Linked DNA regions of Homo sapiens: region 1 is linked to region 2. Evidence: chromatin loops called from intact Hi-C (ENCODE). Cell type or tissue: B cell. All regions are shown on one strand. Links, peaks and the distances in the headings refer to the core of each region. The heading gives the core; the rest is flanking DNA. Region 1 overlaps TSPEAR (thrombospondin type laminin G domain and EAR repeats). Region 2 overlaps LINC01547 (long intergenic non-protein coding RNA 1547).

What was found. Hi-C counts contacts between places; a loop is a spot of excess contacts. Peaks named below come from ENCODE experiments on the same cell type or tissue, not always from the same donor. Only the 100,000 strongest peaks of a DNase experiment are listed, where the experiment ranks them.
Region 1: it touches region 2 in a loop (10-fold over the local background); 17 of 110 quality-filtered maps call a loop at or near these places.

The regions. Positions count from the first base shown.
Region 1 is chr21:44,509,520-44,512,416 of GRCh38, forward strand. All of the region lies in intron 9 of TSPEAR (thrombospondin type laminin G domain and EAR repeats), which reads right to left. TSPEAR-AS1 (TSPEAR antisense RNA 1) reads left to right here. Exons shown (of 7, transcript NR_103707.1): 6 at 304-408. Among named protein-coding and RNA genes, the nearest start is that of TSPEAR-AS1, 4.9 kb to the left of the region's middle. RefSeq lists an enhancer at 1-67 and a silencer at 1,205-1,254. In B cell, for the core only: CTCF peaks have their summits at 1,146 (motif pointing right) and 1,345; a DNase peak (open chromatin) is centred at 1,162; H3K4me3 peaks cover 456 bases; H3K27me3 peaks cover 737 bases.
Region 2 is chr21:44,931,389-44,934,285 of GRCh38, forward strand. It overlaps LINC01547 (long intergenic non-protein coding RNA 1547), which reads right to left. Exons shown (of 4, transcript NR_027128.1): 4 at 1,896-2,897. Among named protein-coding and RNA genes, the nearest start is that of LINC01547, 7.1 kb to the right of the region's middle. RefSeq lists an enhancer at 1-843 and a silencer at 1,173-1,542. In B cell, for the core only: CTCF peaks have their summits at 1,437 (motif pointing left) and 1,640 (motif pointing right); DNase peaks (open chromatin) are centred at 1,413 and 2,000; H3K4me3 peaks cover 1,769 bases; H3K27ac peaks cover 1,303 bases.

The sequences.
Region 1 (2,897 bases), core at 199-2,698, 420 kb before region 2:
CAGAGGTGTGGGTGAGCGGGCGCAGAGGTGTGGGTGAGCGGGCGCAGAGGTGTGGGAGAGCGGGCGCAGAGGTGTGAGTGAGCAGCACTCTCCCTGGCTGTCCCCAGGGCTGCCACTTGGCAGGACGTGGGATCTTGGCACAGCCCAGTGCCCGCTGTGCTCCAGGTGCCAGACGTGGCACTCCTGCTGGCAGCCTCCTTGGCCACTTCTCCCTGAATGTTAGTGCCAGCTGTGCCCAGCCCTGCCCCTAGCGACCATCTGTGTGACTTGCTTCTCAGCAATCCATGCCTTCTCCTACTCCAGGCCCCAGTGCTGTGCGTCCTACGAGCACCACCTGCTGTCTCACCTCTTCCAGGAAGCCCACCCTGATCCCTCTAGTCCCAGCCTCAGACACTGAAGCAACATCAGGTACCTCTCGAGTTTTCTCTTACACGCTTTCCCTGGCCTTGCAGTTTGGCTGAGTCTTTCCTCTGGCTCTGTAGACAGAAGCCATCTCTGGGTTCCTGTGCTTGCCATTCCTCCATAAATCACTTACCACCGTCAAGAGGCAACAGGTCTGGGGCTGCACACGGAGGCCCAACTGCGGCACCTCTGCCACCAACCTTGAGCTGCAGGACTGTCTGCATGTGGGGTCCACAAGGCGGAAGCTTCTGCCAGCACCTTGGGGATAAGGGTGGTGGGGCTGCACGGGGAAGGGGAAGGCTGCTTCCCTGGGGACAGTGTCCCCACAGGCCGGGGATCCCTGCGCACGGTCCCAGGCTGTCCTAGCTGAGGACGGAGCCGGTCATGCTGCGGGGCTGTGTCTCTTCCTGACTCACCCCCGTCCGGAGGGCCTTCTGCCTGAGGGACATTGCACCACCGGGCCAGGTAAGAAGCAGCTCTGAGAGCCTCCCGTGACAGCAACCACTGGGACGTTTTCTATTTGCCCAAATCGACCAGCAAGGGCCCGGCTCAGACGCCCCTGGGTCTGATGCGACCTGCCCTCCGCAGCAGGTCAGGCACCCTCCCTTGCTTGTATGCTCAGGACGGGGCTGCCCAGGCATCTTCTGGTCCCCCTGACTGTCCGGCGCCTGCCCGGCCGGCTCAGGTGCTGCAGGAAAGAGAAAACTCTGGGCCCAACGTCAACGTGCGTTCTCCACGCCCAGCAGGGGGCGCCGTTGCCCGCCCGAGCCCGGAGAGCCTGGGCTGCAGGGGAGGGCGCCACAGGTGAGGACACAGCTCCGTGGGCACCAGGCAAGGTCCCAAAGCAGATCCGCAGCCGGTCAGAGGAGCGCACATGGGTGAGCTTAAGCTAAGAAAGCAAGACTCACTAGGCAAGGACAGGGGCCCAGGACACCTGGCGGCGCCGAACCCTCGGCGGGGGCGGGGCCGGGGGCTGGCTGAGGCTTTCCCGGGTCAGCGCGCCCTCCCCTCCTGCAGCTCCACGAGATGTGACTATTCCTATCTGCTGGAGAACAGCCGTCCAGGGCCACCCCACGTCCTTCAAGGGGACTCTGAGACACTCTGGGCCGGTGGGACCTTCAGCAGCATCTGGACTTTGGCTGCCTCACAGGTGGGCGGGGGGGAGTGTTACACACAGGCCAGTTCACTGACTCAGCAGAAGAGAAACAGGAATCATCAGACTGTTCAACCCTGGGCTCCTCCCACGCCTGTGCTGAGGAAACCAACTGAGTGGGCAACCCTCACGTGTGTACACATGCCTGCACACACCTGCACACACAGGCCCATACCTGCACACCTGCATGTATGCATACATACACAAACATGGATGTGCACTGTGCGCACACACACATGCACGCCTGCATGCATGCATACACACACAAACATGCATATGCACTGTGTACACACACACATATATGCTTACATTTTTACATGCACAGATGCACATGCATGCCTGTACACATGTGGATACACATGCAGATACACAGGCCTGCTCATGTATACATACACATGTATACCTACACACACGTATGTATGCATGCAACCATGCATCTGTGTCCATGTGCATATGTGTATACTTGCACACATGCCTGTACACAGGCAGATCCCTGCAGGCACACCCATGCATCCGCCTGCATGACATCTACACACACACATGCACCCACACAGCACAGCTCTCCCCACATTGCTGGAAAAGACTGAGGACACACGCCTCCAGCCCTGGGCGTCCTTCCAGTGGAGCCCCTGCTTCTTAGCTACTTGCTGATGCTCACCTGTGTTGAGGCAGATCCTGATGGACTGCCGGGGCCAGAACAGCCTGAAACTCCCTCTCAGGGAAAGGCCCGGAGTGCCCGCCCTGTAGCAGCCCAGGGTGATGGGGGACCCCGAGCTGGCACTCAGCACTGTGTAGAGAGAGCTTTACTGCAAGTTGGGGCTGAGCCGGGCATCACATCTCAGTGATGAGTGAGGTGCCCTCCCTGCCCAAAGGAGCCCTGGAACGGGCTGCTGCAGATGGGGGACCATGGAGGGGCTGCCCGGGGCCTTGGGGGCACAGAGGAAGAGGGCCCAAAGGCATGGAGGACGGACAGGGGAGTTGGCAGCAGGAAGCAGGGAAGGGTATCCAGGCAGAAGGAACTGCAGGACAGACACACAGGACTGAGGGAGCCAGGAGGGCTGGGCGCACACAGAGTGCGGAGCAGGGGCTGGGGCGGGCCTACAGGGCCTGGGTGCTGTGGAAAGCAGCTGGGCCTCCAGGCAAAGGTCACTGGGGAGCCGGAGGAGGCTTTTGAGCAGAACGAGGAGGTCAGATGTATGTGGACGGCTCTGAGACCCACAGGAGCTAGGAAGGTGTCAGGAGAGAGGTGAGCCAAGTGCTGTGGGGGTGGGGTGGGGTGGGTGCCACTCCTAAGATGGGAAAGAAGGGTGGTGGTCTTGGAGACAGGCTTCTGGAGACCCCT
Region 2 (2,897 bases), core at 303-2,802:
GAGCTTCCTGTAGCATCCTGGGGCACGGACAGGCGGAACCGGGCCATCAGCCGTCCCTGCGCACAGAGGCGCACAGATTGGATCCGGCCTCGCAGTCCCAGGAGCCAAGAGGGGAGGCACGCGTGCCGGTTCTCGGAAATTCATTATGGGAATGTGCGCGTTGTGGAGATGCTCAGACCGCGAACAGTACTGCGGGAACCCAAACGATCATTTTTAACCCCAGACGTCCCTGAACCAAAGCCAAAGTCTACAGGTCACTGGGGCAGAGGCCGCCCGAAACCAGCTGTCCCCTCCCGGCCTAGGCGCGCCAGGTCCCCGCCCAGCCGGGGCGATCCTTTGGTCGGACAGTGAGGTTGGGAGCCCACCGCACCCAAGTGCCGCCGCATCCACCCGGCGCAGGCGACCCCCGACGGGCAGCCGCTCACCTTCTCCTGGCCCCGGGCTTCAGGAAAACTGCCTGGAGGTGGCCGGGGTCTCCCTAGCGGAGGCTGGGCGGCGGGCTTCGCGCCTGCCTCAGTCTCCCAATCCGTGGCCCGGGGGATGGAGCCCGCTGCGCGCAGAGGCTGCGGCAGGTCCCAGCCAGGTGCCCTGGAACGTGGCTCCTCCTTCCCTGAGGCGCTCCCCTGGGCACGAGGATGGGTCTCGAAGCAGGAGGAAGCCGCCTTCCCTCACCCGCTGTCCGGAGCTGCTCAGCCGGTGCGCGGAGCCTCCCCCGCCGCGGACACCACGATCCGACCCCCACCCTGACCCCGACCCAGACCCCCACCGCCCGACCCCGGCCGTATTCCGTTGCGTTTGCTCCCTGCCAGCTCCGGGGCCACCACTGAGCACGCGCTGTGAGTAGGCGCTTCCTGGAGCTTTTCCTGGGGGTCCTCAGAAAAACCCCTGCCGTCCCCATTATAGAGATGGGGAAACTGAGGCTCAGGAAGGCCAGAGCTTGCCCAAAACCTGCGGTCCGCGGCGGGCAGGGATTCCACGCTCCGAGCCTGGCCGCCTCCCTGGGGCGCGTGAAGGGAGCTTTCCTTCCCCGGGAAAGGCCGGGGCCAGAGACCCGCACTCGGACCAGGCGGGGGCTGCGGGGCCAGAGTGGGCTGGGGAGGGCTGGGAGGGCGTCTGGGGCCGGCTCCTCCAGGCTGGGGGCCGCCAGCTCCGGGAAGGCAGTCCTGGCCTGCGGATGGGGCCGCGCGTGGGGCCCGGCGGGGCGGCCTCGGGAGGCGTCCAGGCTGCGGGAGCGGGAGGAGCGGCCGTGCGGGCGCCAGCGCCGTGGGTGGAGGTCGCCGTCCCTCCTGAGGGGCAGCCGGTGCATTTGGGACCCGGGAGCAGAGCCCGCGCCTCCCCAGCGGCCTCCCCGGGGGTCTCACCGGGTCTCCCGAGAGCGGAGGCCCCGGCTCCGCAGAAACCCGGGGCGGCCGCGGGGAAGCAGCGCCCTCAGGCGTCGGAGGAGCCCCCAGAAGGACCTCGCGCCTCCCCGCCGGGCTCCGACCGCCTGGGTTCGGTGCGGGACGGCCCAGGCCGCCAGGACCCCCAAGCGCAGCTCAGTCTGCGGGGCACGACCCAGAGGCCAGCAGCAGAGGACGGGGCCGGGGCCGGGAGAGGGCGGGGAGGGCGCTCCTGGGAGGTCAAGGCCAGGGCTAGGCTTTCAGGGTCATGGCCTGGCCCCTCATCCCCAGGGAGGTGAGGGGGCTCTGTGAGCAGAGGGGCCCCGGTGGAGAAGGCGCTGCTAGCCAGGGGCGGGGCAGGAGCCCAGGTGGGGACTTAGGGGTGGCTGAAGGGACCCTCAGGCTGCAGGGATAGGGAGGGAAGCTAGGGGTGTGGCTTGGGCAGGTGCTGGGGGACCGCGGGCGCCCTTTATTCTGAAGCCGAATGTGCTGCCGGAGTCCCCAGTGACCTAGAAATCCATTTCAAGATTTTCAGGAGTTTCAGGTGGAGACAAAGGCCAGGCCCAGGTGAAAATGTGGCAGTGACAGAGTATGGGGTGAGAACCACGGAGAGAGGAAGTCCCCGAGGCAGATGATGGGACAGAGAGCGGGGACCAGAATTTTTTAAAACGCATCTGAGATGCGTTTGGCAGACTCATAGTTGTTTTCCTTTCACGGAGAAAGTGTGGGCAGAAGCCAGCTCTAAAGCCCAGGCTGCCCAGCCTGCACTGGCAGAGCTGACGGAAGGCCAGGGCAGAGCCTTCCCTCCCTGTCACAGACATGAGCCCTGGAGATCTGGAATGAGGCAGATGTGCCCAGGGAAAGCTGATCCGCCCCGACCCAGGGCCCCCCGGGTGCCCCTTTGAGCGTGGAATCGTTGCCAGGTCATGGCTCCCTGCTATCGAACACCGGACATGGGTCGTGTGCTGCACCTGGCAGTTGCAGGACCGACACCCGCAATGCCTTAAGAGGTGATGACTGCCTTCCAGGGGCCTGGCTGGCTGACACTTTGCATGGCTCCTGGAGAAGAGGGATTGAGTGGAGTCCACGGGTCATGGCCACGTCCTGGGTGCTGCCTCTGAGGCAGGGCCCGGCTGGGGTGAGAAGGGGCTGGAGACAGGTTCCTGCCAGTTCAGCCTCTAACCGGTGGTCTTCATGCCTAGGAACCCACTGGGGGCTTATGAAACTGCAGGTGGCTGAGTCCTTGCCATGGGGTCTCTCCTTCAGCAGGTCTGGGTGGGGCCGGAGACTGTACCCCACAAAAGGTCCCAGGTGAGGCGGATGTGGCCTGGCGCTGTGTGGCTCTGGACCTAGTCCTTGGGCTTGGGCTGGCACCCAGGGCCTGGGCTTGAGACAGCTGTGACGCAGGCAAGCCATTTACCCCGTTTGTGGGGACATTACATCTTCCTAGCTTGGAACACACAGGCAGCCAGGGTTGTTATCCACATTCCTCCTCCATGTTCTTCTCTTGAGAACTTT